Linked DNA regions of Homo sapiens: region 2 is linked to region 1. A link is an interaction called in ENCODE POLR2A ChIA-PET data of the cell type or tissue named here. Cell type or tissue: MCF 10A. All regions are shown on one strand. Each heading gives the region's core, and the rest is flanking DNA. Links, peaks and the distances in the headings are about the cores only.

Region 1 (9,560 bases), core at 1-8,000:
GTCGCTCAGGCTGGAGTGCAGTGGCGAGATCTCGGCTCAATGCAACATCCGCCTCCCAGGTTCAAATGATTCTCCTGCCTCAGTCTCCGGAGTAGCTGGGATTACAGGTGCCTGCCACCATGCCCCGCTAATTTTTGTATTTTTAGTAGAGACGGGGTTTCACTATGTTGGCCAGGCTGGTCTCGAAATCCTGACCTCAGGTGATCTGCCTGCCTCGGCCTCCCAAAGTGCTGGGATTACAGGCATGAGCCTCCATGCCCGGCCTTGCTTTTTATATTTTTGACAATAACAGAGCCACGGGAAGAAAGGATGTGATTAGGGGAAGAAAAAAGGGGAGAGGTTCATGTTGTCTTTATTTTCATTAATGAATGTCTCAAACATTTTAGGGTATAAATAGCAATCAGTATTTAGGAAAGGAAGCTGGATTCACACTACTTGGAAATCTGGGTCTTTACTCATCCATGGCAATTTTTGGGTATCATGTGCTCTTACAGAATCTCATCTTATGATATAGATTCAGTTTACAGCTATTCTATGATGCTTGAGTATTTCAAATATTAAGTACATTGAGGCTCATGAGAATTGCTAATCTGCCGTGTGAAACTGCAGAGTTGTTTCCCAAGGGTAGAGATGCATTCACATCCACCCACATAGTACAAAGGGGGAAATGATTACGCTGGCCTGGATTTTTTGTAATAGTCCCGTGACATGGCTTCCACATTGCTCTGTGGGCTGTGGTTAAAGAACCTAATCTAGAACAAGACAAGACTTGTAGATTTAAAAAGTCACCTAAGCTGTTTCTTTCCTAGACAAATGGGATTCTAGTTTGGGTTTTATTTTATTTTATTATTTTTTGAGACAGTCTCATTCTGTCATCCAGGCTGGAATGCTGTGGCGCAATCTCGGCTCACTGCAAACTCTGCCCCCTGGGTTCAAGCTATTCTCCTGCCTCAGCCCACCTAGTAGCTGGGATTACAGGTGTGTGCCACCACACTCAGCTAATTTTTTTGTATTTTTAGTAGAGACGAGGTTTCACCATGTTAGCCAGGATGGTTTCAAACTCCTGGCCTCATGTGATTCACCCACCTTGGCCTCTCAAAGTGCTGGGATTATAGGCATAAGCCACAGTGCCCAGCCCTAATTTGAGTTTCAGAGGGCAATTTGTACCGTTTGGAAAAGATGCTGGATCCTTCAATATTACTGCTTTAGAAAGATTTGGAACTCTGACCCATATTTAGTACATGACCTTTCTGGGGCGTGGAAAAATATGCTCTGTCATCTAATGTGATGTCAATTTTCTTTAACCTTCCATGTAAATAGTGCGCATTAAGACATGAGGTCTACTGTTAAATAATTTCTCTTTATAAACATAGTGACAACAAGATTGTACAGTATCAATTAAAAAGACCCAATGTGACCAGGTCCACTGCTTCCTGCATCTTGAAGTAAGACAAGTGTTCAGCTTAGAGATGAGCACCTTTCTTTCCAGAGGGAGAAGACATGATGGGAGAAAAAAATGTTCTCTCTGAGAATTTACCCAGATAAAGAGCTGGGTAGTCGGATCTAAATGGTCCCACAGCAATCCTTTTCTCGGGGGAGGTGCGTAGATCTTTGACAAGTGATGAACGAACTTTGCTTCGTGTGGTTAGGCCTGGGACTGAACTTTGTAACCAGGGATTTGGTGCGCGGGGCTTCACAGGCTGCAGAGAAACATGAAAACATGAGTGCATATGCCAAACGTGTCTCATGTGAGCGGCAGAGCCCAAGTGAAGGCCTCTTTGGCTATAGGGTGTCTCCTTTTTTTTTTTCTTTTTGAGACGGAGTCCCACTCTGTCGCCCAGGCTGGAGTTCAGTGGCGCAATCTCGGCTTACTGCAATCTCCGACTCCCGGGTTCAAGTGATTCTCTTGCCTCAGCCTCTGAAGCAGCTGGGATTACAGGCGCCCGCCACCACGCCCAGCTAATTTTTTTGTTTGTTTGTTTGTTTTTTTTGAGACGGAGTCTCACACTCTCTCCCAGGCTGGAGTGCAGTGGCGCCATCTCGGCTCACTGCCAGCTCCGCCTCCCGGGTTCACGCCATTCTCCTGCCTCAGCCTCCCGAGTAGCTGGGACTACAGGCGCCCACCACCACGCCCAGCTAATTTTTTGTATTTTTAGTAGAGACGAGGTTTCACCGTGTTAGCCAGGAGGGTCTCAATCTCCTGACCTTGTGACCAGCCCGCCTCGGCCTCCCAAAGTGCTGGGATTACGGTGTCAGCCACTGCGCCCGGCGTTTTTTTTTCTTTCTTTCTTTCTTTCTTTTTTTTTTTTTTTTGAGACGGAGTTTCGCTCTTGTTGCCCAGGCTGGGGTGCAATGGTGCGATCTCGGCTCACCGCAACCTCTGCCCCCAGAGTTCAAGGGATTCTCCTGCCTCAGCCTCCCAAGTAGCTGGGATTACAGGCATGCGCCACCACACCCTACTAATTTTGTATTTTTAGTAGAGACAGCGTTTCTCCATGTTGGCCAGGCTGGTCTCGAACTCAGGTGATCCGCCGGCCTCGGCCTCCCAAAGTGCTGGGATTACAGGCATGAGCCTCCGCTCCCGGCCACGCCCAGCTAATTTTTTTGTATTTTTAGTAGAGACAGGGTTTCACCATGTTGGCCAGGCTGGTCTTGAACTCCTGACCTCATGATCTGCCTGCCTCAGCCTCCCAAAGTGCTGAGATTACAGGCGTGAGCCACCATGCCCAGAGATTATTCTTTAATTAATCTCAAAAGCCTAACACCAGGGTAGTCTCTCTCAGCCTACTCTGGCTTGAAAAGCTGCCCATTAAAAAATAAAAATAAAAGCCTAACACCAGAGTTCGATATATGTTCACTCACACATTTGTAGAAGGAACACAATATCTCTTATAATATTCTTTACTTCACTAATAAGTTATAATTTCAGCTATACATTATATGGCGTTATTACTAGTTAAGTAATAAAACCAATGTATTATTTATCTTGTTTTTCATTTCTTAAAAAATGAATAATTGGCTGGGCACGGTGGCTCACACCTGTGATCCCAGCACTTTGGGAGGCCAAGGCAGGCAGCTCACTTGAGGTCGGGAGTTCAAGACCAGCCTGGCCAACATGGTGAAACCCCATCTCTACTAAAAATACAAAAATTAGCCAGGCATGGCGCAGATGCCTGTAATCTCAGCTACTCGGGAGGCTGAGGCAGAAGAATCGCTTGAACCAGGAGGCAGAGGTTGCAGTGAGCCAAGATTGCGCCACTGTACTCTAGCCTGGGCGACAGAGAGAGACTTTGTCTCAAAATAAAAAAAGATTAATCAATTATAATGGACCATATTATTTTAATTTTAATTTTCAAGATTTATTCTTATATTTGTTATATTTATTTTTAATATTTTATTATGTTTTTTGAATATTGTATGTGAAATAAAAAATGAAGTCATGATACAAAGTAAGTCTGACCTGTACATGAATGTTTGTAGAAGCTTTATTATAATCACCCAAAACTAGAAGCAACCAAGATGTCTTTCAAGAAGTGAATGAACAAACTGGTGCACCTACACAATGGAAGAGTATTCAGAGGTAAAAAGAAACGATGCCTGGCGCGGTGGCTCATACTTGTAATCTCAGCACTTTGGGAGGCCAAGGCAGGCGGATCACAAGGTCAGGAGTTCGAGACCAGCCTGACTAACATGGTGAAACCCTGTCTCTTGTAAAAATACAAAAATTACCTGGGCGTGGTGGCATGTGCCTGTATTTCCACTACTTAGGAGGCTGAGGCAGAAGAATCGATTGAACCCGGGGGTCAGAGGTTGCAGTGAGCCGAGAACACACCACTGCACTCCAGCCTGGGCAGCAGAGCAAGACTCCATCTCAAAAAAAAAAGAAAGAAAGAAAGAAAGAAATGAGCTGTGAAGCCAGAAAAAGACATGCATTATTTTAATTATTTTAGTAGAGACAGAACTAGTAGAGTTAATTATTTTAGTAGAGACATGAACCTCTTCAAATGTGTATTGCTGCCAGGAGGTTGGCTGACGCCTGTAATCCCAGCAATTTGGGAGGCCGAGGCAGGCAGATCACTTGAGGTCAGGAGTTTGAGACCAGCTTGGCCAACATGGTGAAACCCCATCTTTACTAAAAATACAAAAATTAGCGGGGGGTGGCGGTGCACGCCTGTAATCCCAGCTACTTGGGAGGCTGAGGCACGAGAATCACTTGAACCCGGGAGTGAGATATTGCAGTGAGGTGAGATGGTGCCACTGCACTTCAACCTGGGCAACAAAGTGAGACTGTGTCTCAAAGAAAAAAAAAGATATGTATTGCTAGGTGAAAGAAGGCAGCCGGAAAAGGCAACATACTGTATAATTCCAATTATATGACATTGTGTAAAAGACAAAGCTATAGAGATAGTAAAAAAAGGCCGGGCATGGTGGCTCATGCCTGTAATCCCAAGCACTTTGGGAGGCCGACGCGGGCGGATCACGAGGTCAGGAGATCGAGACCATCCTGGCTAACAAGGTGAAACCCCGTCTCTACTAAAAATACAAAAAAAAAATTAGCCGGGCATGGTGGCGGGCACCTGTAGTCCCAGCTACTCGGGAGGCTGAGGCAGGAGAATGGCGTGAACCTGGGAGGCGGAGCTTGCAGTGAGCCAAGATCGTGCCACTGCACTCCAGCCTGGGTGACAGAGCGAGACTCCATCTCAAAAAAAAATAAAAAAATAAAAACATCAGTAGTTGTCCAGCTACTCGGGAGGCTGAGGTGGGAGGATCACTTGAGCAGGGGCAGTTGAGGCTGCAGTGAGCCATGATCATACCACTGCAACTCCAGCTTAGGCAACAGGAGGAGACCCTGTCTCAAAATAAAAAACAAAAACAAAACAAAAAAAGGAGAGGAAAAAAGAAAAATCAGTGGTTGACAGGTATTTGTGGGGAGGAAAGGAGGGTTGAATAAGTGAAGCACAGGCCGGGCACACTGGCTCACGCCTGTAATCCCAGCACTTTAGGAGGCCCACGCAGGCAGATGACTTGAGGCCAAGAGTTTGAGACCAGCCTGGCCAACATGGTGAAACCCAGTCTCTACTAAAAATACAAAAATTAGGCCGGGCACAGTGGCTCACACCTGTAACCCCAGCACTTTGGAAGCCTGAGGCGGGCAGATCACCTGAGGTCAGAAGTTCAAGACCAGCCTGGCCAATGTGGTGAAACTCTGTCTCTACTAAAAATTCAAAAATTAACCAGGCATGGTGGCAGGCGATTGTAATCCTAGCTACTCAGGAGGCTGAGGCAGGAGAATTACTTGAACCCAGAAGGCGGAGGCTGCAATGGGCCGAGACTGCGCCACTGCACTCCAGTCTGGGCGACACAGCCAGACTTCGAGACTCCATCTCAAACAAAAAAAGGGAAGCACAGGAGACTTTTTAAGGTGGTGAAACTATTCTGAATATTCTGTATAATATATGATGGTTACATGACATTATTCATTTGTTAAAACCTGTAGAACTTTACAGCAAGAAGAGTGAACCTTATTTTTTGAGACAGAGTTTCACTCTTGTCACCCAGGCTGGAGTGCAATGGTGCAATCTCGGCTCACCATAACCTCCGCCTTCCAAATTCAAGCTTCTTTTAAATGCCTCAGCCACCCAAGTAGCTGAGATTACAGGCACACACCACCATGCCCAGTTAGTTTTTGTATTTTTAGTAGAGATGGGGGTTTCACCATGTTGGCCAGGCTGGTCTGGAACTCCTGGCCCTCAGGTGATCCACCCATCTCAGCCTCCCAAAGTGCTGGGATTGCAGGCATGAGGCACCCCACCCAGCCAGAGTAAACGTTAATGTATGCAAATTAAAACAAAAACATTTAGGAAGTAAGGGGATCTAGGAAGGAATACGGACTGCATGTAGCAAGAGAACCAAATGTATAGAGCAACTTCAGTGAAGGGAGTAGGAAAAACTTCGGAAATGTGTGGAATCTATAAGACTAAATACAACAGGAATTGCACATAGCACTGTACTCTAGTTAATAAAATTGTTTCCCAGGGGAGTGTGGGTTAATATTTCTGATTTATGTATGGAAAATTGGAACATGAAGTATACTAATAATAATTGTAATGATTACCTGAAAGAAATATAGACAGTCTTCTAGTCATGGAGAATAAATTTTAAAACCTTCATTTTTTACATCAGGTGTTTTTTATTTGTTTGTTTGTTTTTTAGAGACCTGGTCTTACTATGTTGCCCCAGCTGCCAGAGTGCAGGAGCTAGTACCTATTCACAGGCACGATCATAGCTCACTATAAACTTGAACTCCTGGGCTCAAGTGATCCTCCTGTCTCTGGCCTCACATGTAGCTAAAACTACGTGTACCATCATGCCCCAACCCTCAATTTAAATACAGATTTTTGTTGCAGATGTGATGATGAAAAATAAATACTTTCAAGCACAATTGTATATTAGGATAAAATTCTGTGTGGAAGTTACTTCATAAAGGAAATGTGAGCGTTTTTTTTTAAGATGTAATTTTAATTTTAAAGAAGAGCTTACATATTTTATTTTTAAAATGGATGATGGTAGTTATCAAACTGTTATGGCATTTAGATTCAAATGGATGCATTTAAATTCAGTTTTGAACTTAAAATATCAATATGTAAAGCTGGAATACTTACATGTTTGAAATTAAACTCTGCTTCTATTTAAAATGAAAACATTTTAGATGTCAATTTTTTTTTTTTGAGACGGAGTCTCATCTCTGTCACCCAGGCTGTAGTACAGTGGCTCAATCTCAGGCTCACTGCAACCTCCGCCTCTCAGGTTCAAGCGATTATCCTGTCTCAGCCTCCCGAGTAGCTGGGATTACAGGCATGCACCACCATACCTGGCTAATTTTTCTTTATTTTCAGTAGAGACGGGGTTTTACCATGTTGGCCAGGCTGGTCTCAAACTCCCGACCTCAGGTGATCCACTTGCCTCTGCCTCCCAAAGTGCTGGGATTGCAGGCGTGAGCCATCATGCCTGGCCTCATTTTAGATGTCAATTTAAGAAGGTAAAGAGGTGACATCATTTTTCAAAATTATTTTATAGGTTATATGAGCAAGCAAAAGAGTTGGAAATTCAACATCCTAGATAGCATCTGTTACGACGTATAGCAAGACTCAGCCAATTTGTTCTGTAAAAGGCCAGATAGTAGATATTTCAGGCTTTTGGGGCCAGATGGCCTATTCAAACTGTGGTTTTTTGTTTGTTTGTTTGTTTGTCATTGAGAGGGAGTCTTGCCCTGTTGCCCAGGCTGGAGTGCAGTGGCGCGATCCTGGCTCACTGCAACCTCTGTCTCCCGCATTCAAGCAATTCTGGTGCCTCAGCCACCTGAGTAGCTGGGATTATAGGCACATGCCACCACACCCGGCTAATTTTTGTATTTTTTAGTAGAGACGGGGTTTCACTATGTTGGCCAGGCTGGTCTCGAACTCCTGGCCCCAAGTGATCCTCCCGCCTCAGCCTCCCAAAGTGCTGGGATTACAGGCATGAGCCACCACACCCAGCCTAAACTTTATATTAACATCCTAAAGTTAAACATGAAAATTCTTCTATAACAAATAATCCCATTGCCCAGAGGGAACTTCTTTCTGTCTTCAGTTTGGTTTATATCTTTCCAGATATTCAACTATGCAGGCAGACACACACACACACACACACAGACACACACACACACACACACACACACACATATATGGTTTTAAATAAATTTTACATAATGTAGGCTCATGCCTGTAATCCCAGCACTTTGGAAGGCTGAGGCAGGTGGATCACCTGAGGTCAGCAGTTTGAGACCAGCTTAGCCAATATGGTGAAACCTTGTCACTACTAAAAATAGAAAAATTGGCTGGGCATGGTGGCAAGCGCCTGTAATCCCAACTACTTGGGAGGCTGAAGCAGGAGAATCGCTTGAACCTGGGAGGTGGAGGATGCAGTGAGCCGAGATTGCACCACTGCACTCCAGCCTGGGTGACAGAGGGAAACTCTGTCTCAAAAAAGAAAAAAGAATAAAGAAAAGAAAAGAAAATTATATATAATGTATATTGGCTGCATTTTTTAAGCAAAAAATGGGACAACATATTGTTCTATAATTTGATTTTTTAACACGTTATAGACATTTCCTTGTCATTCCTTTAAATAACTATTGATTGGTAGATATTTGAGTAATTTCCAGTTTTGAAATTAAAAGCAACAACCATCTATGTGTAAATATCTTTGTACACATGGGTGAATTTTTTTTTTTTTTTTCGAGACAGGGTTTGGCTCTATTGCCCAGGCTGGAGTGCAGTGGCGCCATCTCAGCTCACTGCAACCTCTGCATCCCAGGCTCAAGCCATCCTCCCACCTTAGCCTCCCTAGTAGCTGGGACCACAGGTGTACATCACCATGCCTGGCTAATTTTTGTATTTAAAATTTTTCGGCTTGGCATGGCAGCTCATTCCTGTAATCCCAGCACTTTGGGAGGCCAAGGCAGTTGGATCACTTAGGGCAAGGAGTTCAAGACCAGCCTGGCCAACATGGCAAAACTCCATCTCAACTAAAAATACAAAAATTAGTTGGGCATCGTGGCACATGCCTGTAATCCAAGCTACTCAGGTGAGGCACAAGAATCGCTTGAACCTGGCAGGTGGAGGTTGCAGTGAGCCAAGATCACGCCACTGCATTTCAGGCTAGGTGACAAAGCAAGACTCTGTCTCAAAAAAAAAAAAAATGCTGATTTTTCATAGCAACAGCGTCTCACCATGTTGCTCAGGCTGGTCTGGAACTCTTGAGTTCAAGCAATCCACCTGCCTCAGCCTACCAAAGTGTTGGGATTATCGGTGTTAGCCACTGCACCTGGCCAGTGAATATTTTTTAAGGATAGATTTCTAGATGTAGAATTACTACTGGGTCAAAGATATCAAAATTTTGTATTGATGAATTGTCATCTAAAAGTTTTTACCAGGGTTTCTCAATCCTGGTACTATTGACATTTGGGCCCAGATACTCCTTGGTTATGGGGTTTCATTGTACATTGTAGAATGTTTTACAGCATCCCTCAATGCTAGTAGCACCCCCACTGTTGGACAACCAAAAATATCTCTAGATATTGCTAAATGACCCCTGGGGGTGCAAAATAGCCCCAGGTTCAGAACCACTGCCTCGGACATTTGCTTTCTTTTACTTTCCTTTTATTTCTCTTTCTCACCATCTCCCTTTCAACAACTCATGCTATCCTTCCTTCTTAAAGAAAAGAACTTATGAGGCTGGGTGTGGTGGCTCACGCCCGTAATTCCAGCACTTTGGGAGACTGAGGCAGGTGGCTTGCCTGAGTCCAGGAGTTCAAGACCAGCTTGACCAACATGGCGAAACCCCGTCTCTAGTGAAAATACAAAAATTAGCCGGGTGTGGTGGCCTGCGCCTGTAATCCCAGCTACTTGGGAGGTGGAGACAGGAGAATTGCTTGAACCCAGGAGGCGGAGATTGCAGTGAGCCGAGATCGTGCCATTGCACTCCAGCCTGGGCAACAGAGTGAGACTCTGTCTTGAAAA
Region 2 (8,000 bases), core at 1-8,000, 290 kb before region 1:
GGGCTGACCCCCCCACCTCCCTCCCGGATGGGGCGGCTGGCCTGGCGGGGGGCTGACCCCCCCCACCTCCCTCCCGGACGGGGTGGCTGCCGGGCGGAGACGCTCCTCACTTCCCAGACGGGGCGGCTGCCGGGCGGAGGGGCTCCTCACTTCCCAGACGGGGCGGCTGCCGGGCGGAGGGGCTCCTCACTTCTCAGACGGGGCGGCCGGGCAGAGATGCTCCTCACCTCCCAGACGGGGTCGCGGCCGGGCAGAGGTGCTCCTCACATCCCAGACGGGGCGGCGGGGCAGAGGCGCTCCCCACATCTCAGACGATGGGCGGCCGGGCAGAGACGCTCCTCACTTCCTAGATGTGATGGCAGCCGGGCAGAGGTGCTCCTCACTTCCTAGGTGGGATGGCGGCCGGGCGGAGACGCTCCTCACTTTCCAGACTGGGCAGCCAGGCAGAGGGGCTCCTCACATCCCAGATGATGGGCGGCCAGGCAGAGACGCTCCTCACTTCCCAGACGGGGTGGCGGCCGGGCAGAGGCTACAATCTCGGCACTTTGGGAGGCCAAGGCAGGCGGCTGGGAGGTGGAGGTTGTAGCGAGCCGAGATCACGCCACTGCACTCCAGCCTGGGCACCATTGAGCACTGAGTGAACGAGACTCCGTCTGCAATCCCGGCACCTCGGGAGGCCGAGGCTGGTGGATCACTTGCGGTTAGGGGCTGGAGACCGGCCTGGCCAACACAGCGAAACCCCGTCTCCACCAAAACCAGTCAGGCGTGGCGGCGTGAGTCTGCAATCGCAGGCACTCGGCAGGCTGAGTCAGGAGAATCAGGCAGGGAGGTTGCAGTGAGCCGAGATGGCAGCAGTACAGTCCAGCTTCGGCTCAGCATGAGAGGGAGACCGTGGAAAGAGAGGGAGAGGGAGACCGTGGGGAGAGAGAGGGAGAGGGAGAGGGAGAGCGCTTAAAACAATTTTTAAGATGTATTTCTTTTCTCATAGTTCCAGAGGCCAGAAGTCCCAAGTCAAGGGTTGGAAGCAATTTTTGTATTTTTAGTAGAGATGGGGTTCACCATATTGGCCAGGCTGGTCTTGAACTCCTGGCCTCATGATCCGCCTGCCGTGGCCTCCCAAAGTGCTGGGATTACAGGCATGAGTCACTGCGCCCGATCTCTCAGTTTACTTTGATATGTATTAATAATAACAAAGACTAATGGATGAGGAGCTAGACAGAAATTTTATAAACCAAGTACTGCAAAATATGAATGGTAGACTCTAGGTGATATATGGGTGTTCACTGTAAAATTAATTAAATTTTGCTGTGTGTTCGAACATTTTTGTAACAAAATGTTGGAAAATTTTTGTGGAAGAACACCAGAAACAACTTTGTTGTATCTGGATATAATTTAGAATATTCAAATGTTGGCTAGGTGCGGTGGCAACCTGTAATCCTAGCACTTTGGGAGGCCAAGGCAGGTGGATCACCTCAGGTCGGGAGTTCGAGACCAGCCTGACCAACATGGAGAAACTGTGTCTCTACTAAAAATACAGAATTAGCCAGGTGTGGTGGCACATGTCTGTAATCCCAGCTACTTGGGGGGCTGAGGCAGGAGAATTGCTTGAACCCTGGAGGCGGAGGTTGCGGTGAGCCGAGATTGCGCCATTGCACTCCATTCTGGGCAACAAGAGCGAAACTCCGTCTCAGAAAAAAAAAAAGAATATTCAAATGTCCAAGGAGTACCAATATCTAGGTAAAGCCATTCTGTTGGCCTTTGCCAAATTGTACTATTTTATAAAGTTGTTTTAAAGAGAGATGTGGGCCGGGCATAGTGGTGCACATCTGTAATCTCAGCACTTTGGGAGTCTGAGGCGGGCGGATCACTTGAGGTCAGGAATTTGAGACCAGCCTGGGCAACATGGCGAAACCCTGTCTCTACTAAAAATACAAAAATTAGCCTAGCGTGGTGGCGCGCACGCGTGGTTCCACCTACTCAGGAGGCTTAAGCACGAGAATTGCTTGAACCCAGGAGGCAGAGGTTGTGGTGAGCTGAGATCGTGCCACTGCACTCCAGTCTGGGCGACAAAGTGAGACCCTGTCTCAAAAAAGAAAAAAAAAATCTGTACTTTTTAAGGGTTGTGGGACCTGTTAATTATATTGAAATGCTTTCTTTTCTAGGTCATCCATGCCTGGCTTATTATATCATCTCTATTGTTGCTGTTCTTTTTTTCATTCATTTACTTGGGGTAAGTTGTGAAATTTTTGGTCTGTCTTTCAGAATTAACTACCTTTGTGCTGTGTAGCTATCATTTAAAGCCATGTACTTTGTTGATGAATTACTCTGAAGTTTTAATTGTTTCCACATATAGGTCATACTTGGTATATAAAAGACTAGTCAGTATTACTAATTGAGACATTCTTCTGTTGCTCCTTGCTTATAATAAGTAGAACTGAAAGAACTTAAGACTACAGTTAATTCTAAGCCTTTTTGAAGATTATATAGTCTTCTAGTAGAAGTCTGTGCATCAGAATGTTTTAAGAAAGGGTTTTAAGAATGTATAAAAACCAAAATAATTGATTTTCATACTTCTATATTGTTTTTTATCAGTGACTCTTTTTTCTTTCAAATGAAATCTTATATGAAATTTTCATATATAATATAGAAAAAAGTGGATCTAGTCTGTCAAAGAGAATAGTGAAGCTCAGAGATGTGCCAGCCTGGCCTTTTTCTCAGCTCAAGTGGCAGAATACAGTTTGTAAACAATTGCACTAGCTCTTAAATTCGAAGAGGCAGTCAAACTAATAAATAAATTGGAGAGTTATTTCTTTGGTAGAGGATTAAGGGAAATAACCACAGACAGAAGAAGCAAATATGAGAATCTATGTGAAATGGATGATATTCTAGAAAAAAAATTATCAAAACTGACCCCTAAAGAGAGAATATCTAAACAGAGTAAAGAAGAGGTACAGAAAGTTACTGAAGAAGTTTCCACCCCACCTGCACAAATAACAATAGTACCAGGCCCCAGTGGATTAATGGGGAAATTCTGTTAAACCTTTAAGGAATGGTAACTCTAATACTAAGTGTTCCGAACATATAAAAAGAAAAAAAGCTTCCAGATTAATTTTATGAAGCCAGCATAACATTAATAACTAAAGCCCTGCAAGTTATCAAGTAAAAGAAAACTATTGGTCGGTTATATTTATTGATTTCAAAAGCATAACAGAATATTAAGAGAATTCAGCAATAGATGAAAAGAATAATACTTTTTTTTTTTGAGTCTCACGCTGTTGCCCAGGCTGGAGTGCAGTGGCATGATCTCGGCTCACTGCAACCCCCACCTCCTGGATTCAAGCGATTCTCCTGCCTCAGCCCCCTGAGTAACCGGGACTACAGGTGCGCACCACCATGCCCAGCTAATTTTTGCATTTTTAGTAGAGACAGAGTTTCACCATGTTGGCCAGGATGGTCTCGATCTCCTGACCTCGTGATCCGCCCGCCTTGGCCTCCCAAAGTGCTGGAATTAACAGGCCTGAGCCACCGCACCCTGCCATAATAATACATTTGACCAAGTGGAGTTTGTTTGCAGAATCGTTCATTATAAGTTGCCATATTACTAGATCATCATCTCTGTATGTGCTAAAAGGCATTTGATAAGATTCCTGTTCTTGATCAGATTCCTTAATAAATAGACGGGGTCGGGTGTGGTGGCTCATGTTTATAATCTCAATACTCTGGGAGGCTAAGGTAGGAGGATAGCTTGAGGTTGAAAGTTGGATACCAACCTGCGCAACATAACAAGACTTTGCCTCTACAAAAAATAAATTAGCCAGTTGTGGTGTGTGCATGTAGTTCTAGCTGCATGGGAGACTAAGGCGGGAGGATGGCTTCAGCCCAGGAATTCAAGGCTGCAGTGAGCTATGATTGCACCACTGCACCCCAGGCTGGGTGACTCAGTCTCTAAAAATAAATAAATAACTAAATCTCTAACATTATAAAATGTATGCATCTCATTCTAAAGGCCAATGTCATCCTCATAGGGAAGCTAGAAGCTTGCCTATTAAGGTCAGGAATGAGATGGAGGTTTTCTTTTCTTTCTTTTGTTTGTTTGTTTTTTGTTTTGTTTTTTCTGAGATAGAGTCTCACTCTGTCATCCAGGCTGGAGTGCAATGGTGTGATCTCGGCTCACAGGAACTTCTGCCTCCTGGGTTCAAGCGATTCTCCTGCATCAAGGCCTCCCAAGTAGCTGGGATTACAGGCACCTGCCACTATGCCCGGCTAATTTTTGCATTTTTAGTAGAGCAGGGGTTTCACCATGTTGGCCAGGCTGTTCTCAAACTCTTGACCTCAGGTGATCCACCTGCCTCCGCCTCCCAAAATGCTGGGATTACAGGCGTGAGCCACTGTGCCTGGCTGAGATGAAGGTTTTCTTTATCACCAATTATCTAGCATTGCTCTGGAGGGACTAGCAAACACAATTAAACAGGAGAAAGAAATACGAACTATATAATTTGGAAAAGAAGGTTAAATTACCAATATTTGGAGATAAAATGATTGTTTACTTTGTTTTAGAACTAACTGAAAACCAATTCAAATTACTAAGTAAGTTTGGTAAGGCAATTAATTGATTACAAAATTAAACAAAAGTCCCCTGTCTGGGTGCCGTGGCTCATGCCTGTAATCCCAGCACTTTGGGAGGCCGAGGCGGGTGGTTCACCTGAGGTTAGGAGTTTGAGACCAGCCTGGCCAACGTGGTGAAAACCCACCTCTACTAAAAATACAAAAAATTAGCCGGGCGTGGTGGTGGGTGCCTGTAATTCCAGCTACTCTGGAGGCTGAGGCAGGAGAGTGGCGTGAACCTGGGAGATGGAGGTTGCTGTGAGCCGAGATCGCACCATTGCACTCCCACCTGGGCAACAAGAGTGAAACTCCATTTCAAAAAAATAAAGTGAAAACACAAATCAATAACCTTCACATAAACAACTAGTTAGAAAACATAATAAAAGGATAAGTCCCATTTATGATAGCAGCAAAAAAGATTAAATATCTACGAGTAAACAAGAATTGTGCAAGCCCTGGACACTGGTGAAGCAGAGATGCCAGCTGAGGTCCTGCCCCCAGCTCCCCTTAAGCTGAGCAGTGTGGAGAACATCTTGCACAGGCTGCTGACTGCCTTCCAAGAAGCCCTTGACCTTTACCATGTGTTGGTCTCCCTTGACCGGGTGGGCACTGAGCAGTAGCAGGTGTAGACTGAGCTGGCCTCTAACTTCCTTTGGATCCACAGCCAGTTGTAGGCCAACAACGGGGTGGAGGGGTCTGATGTGGCTCCAGGCCCTCTCCAGCTCAGGTTACCCCTCCTTATGTACATTGTACTCAGAGCTGCTAGTGCAGGCTGTGCAGAGGAAGGCAGGGGACACTGAGGTCCAGCAGTCCCTGCTCCTGCTTCTGAAGAAATAGATATTTTAAGTGAATAAACTGACAGCTTAGAGGGGTAAAAAAGATAATATGCAAGATCTATTGAGAATTTTAAGGCTGGGTGTGGTGGCTCACACTTGTAATCTCACCTATTTGGGAGGCCGAGGTGGGAGGATCCTTTGAGCCCAGGGGTTCTAGACCATCCTGGGCAACATGGTTGAAACTCCATCTCTACAAAAAATACAAAACTTAGCCAGGCGTGGTGGTGCATGCCTGTAGCCCCAGCTGCTTGGGAGGCTGAGTCAGGAGGATCACTTGAGCCAAGGACTTTGGGGCTGCAGTGAACTGTGGTTGTGCCCTCTATCCAGGGTGACAGTCAGACCTTGTCTCTATTTAAAAAAAAAAAAAAAAAAAATTAAAATATGCTATCATTTGTGTCAAGTAGAAAAGTATATATATGACATGTATAGACTTTCTGGAAGGATGTACATGAAATTAATAGTAGTGCTTTCCAATCAGGCACGGTGGCTCACACCTGTAATCTCAACATTTTTGGAGGTGGAGACAGGAGGACTGCTTGAGCCTAGGAGTTCATAGCCAGCCTGGGCAACATAGCAAGACCCCATCTCAAGAAAAAGTAGTGCTTTCCTCTAAAGAGGGGAACCATGGGGCACAGTGGGGAGAAAACCTACTTTTCACAGTATCTGTTGTGAATTTTATATCTTATTCATGTGTTACCTGGCCAAAGATTAATAAATAGATTGTTTTTGTTTTTGTTTTTTAGTTTGAGGATACTGGAAATGCTTAATATAAATATCTACATCGTCCAGAAATTTCAATGTTTACTCTATTTTGGAATTTCAAAGTGGGAGAGGAATCATCTTTTTGGATGGTACCTGAAACTGAAAGTTTATGCCTAAAGGCGTGCTTGCTTTCTCCTCAGTTACCTCAGGCATCTTCTACAGTTGCAATCTCTTTGTTGTTAGATGGTGGATTTTGCCTCCCCAGAATTAAAATAGCATTTTCTTCATTATAAAAATACTTAACATTCATTGTTTTTTTAAAAAAGACATTATATAAGATTATAAAGAAGAAAAATGACCAGATTCCCACCACCTAAAGATAAGTCCTGTCATCCTTTCAGGAATTAATATATCAATTTCTCATCTACTCTTCTCTCACACTACTTTGCATAAATGGGATCATAAATGGGATCCTATATTTTTTCAAGCAACAGTGTGTTATGCCTATACTCCATGTTTATATGTGTGTATTAAAAAATGTATTTGTATATATGTGTATGTATAAGTGTGTGTGTGTGTATGATGATTCTTCTCCCGCTTTGAAGGTGAAAGAAAGCACACCTTTATTTAAGCATAAACTTTGGGTTTCAGATACTGTCTGGAAAAATGATTTATCTCCCACTTTGAAATTCCAAAATACGTACATATATTTTTTTTTTCTTTTCTTTTTTAGTTTTAGGGTCTTGCTGTGTTGCCCAGGCTGGAGTGCAGTAGTGTGATCATAGCTCACACAGCCTCTAACTCCCAGGCTCAAGCTATCTTCCTGCCCCAGCCTCCTGAGTAGCTGGGACTGCAGGCATGTGCCATCAACTTTAGCTAATTTTAAAATTTTTTTGTAGTGATAGAGTCTCACTGTGTTGCCCAGGCTCGTCTGGAATTCCTGGCCTCAAGTGATCCTCTCACCTCAGCCTCCCAAATTGCTGGGATTAGAGTGTGAGCCACTGTGCCTAGCCTGCATATATCTATTTTTAATGACTGCTAAATCTCATTGTATGAAAATTTATGTCCTAGCTATAAAATTTGTTAGCACATGTTTAATTTTTTCTAATTTCAGATGTTTTAAACTAATATTTCCCAAAGTATAGTATGGCATTTTAGGTATGATATGATCTTTTTTCCTCTTCGTACTCATTTTTATAGTTATGGCCTGTGCAACTGGTTTCCCATTTATATGAATGATACAGAGCTTCCTATTAAGAAAAAGTTCAGCTTGGGAAAAAAAAAGTGAATTGTTCAACTTGAGGGAAAAAAGTGAATTAATTGGCCAGGCACCGTGGCTCATGCTTGTAATCCCAGCACTTTGGGAGGCTGAGACGGGTGGATTGCTTGAACCCAGGAGTTTTAGACCAACCTGGGCAACATGTTGAAACCCTATCTGTACAAAAAAAATTAGAAAAATTAGCTGGGCATAGTGGCACACACCTGTTGTCCCAGCTACTTAGGAGGCTGAGCTGGGAAGACCACCTGATCTCCGGAGGTAAAGACTGCAGTGAGCCGTGATTGCACCACTTTACTCCAGCCTGGGCAACAAAATGAGACCCTGGCTCAAAAACAAAAACAAAAACAAAAAAAGAGTAAATTAATTTAAAGGGAAGTATTAAATAAATAATAGCACAGTTGATATAGGTTATGGTAAAATTATAAAGGTGGGATATTAATATCTAATGTTTGGGAGCCATCACATTATTCTAAATAATGTTTTGGTGAAAATTATTGTACATCTTTTAAAATCTGTGTAATTTTTTTTCAGGGAAGTGTTTAAAACCTATAACGTTGCTGTGGACTACATTACTGTTG

The links. Peaks named below come from ENCODE experiments on the same cell type or tissue, not always from the same donor. Only the 100,000 strongest peaks of a DNase experiment are listed, where the experiment ranks them.
Region 2: POLR2A ChIA-PET joins it to region 1 with 6 read pairs; 2 of 35 experiments call an interaction of 5 or more read pairs at or near these places.

What each region holds. Positions count from the first base shown.
Region 1 is chr14:73,477,143-73,486,702 of GRCh38, forward strand. It overlaps HEATR4 (HEAT repeat containing 4), which reads right to left. Exons shown (of 18, transcript NM_001220484.1): 18 at 1,342-1,700. The coding sequence ends at 1,464. Among named protein-coding and RNA genes, the nearest start is that of RIOX1, 9.0 kb to the right of the region's middle. In MCF 10A, for the core only: no CTCF peak of the experiment used is centred there; a DNase peak (open chromatin) is centred at 679.
Region 2 is chr14:73,184,691-73,192,690 of GRCh38, forward strand. PSEN1 (presenilin 1) reads left to right here. Exons shown (of 12, transcript NM_000021.4): 6 at 2,163-2,230; 7 at 7,954-8,000. Among named protein-coding and RNA genes, the nearest start is that of PAPLN, 49 kb to the right of the region's middle. RefSeq lists an enhancer at 452-1,070. In MCF 10A, for the core only: no CTCF peak of the experiment used is centred there; a DNase peak (open chromatin) is centred at 3,911.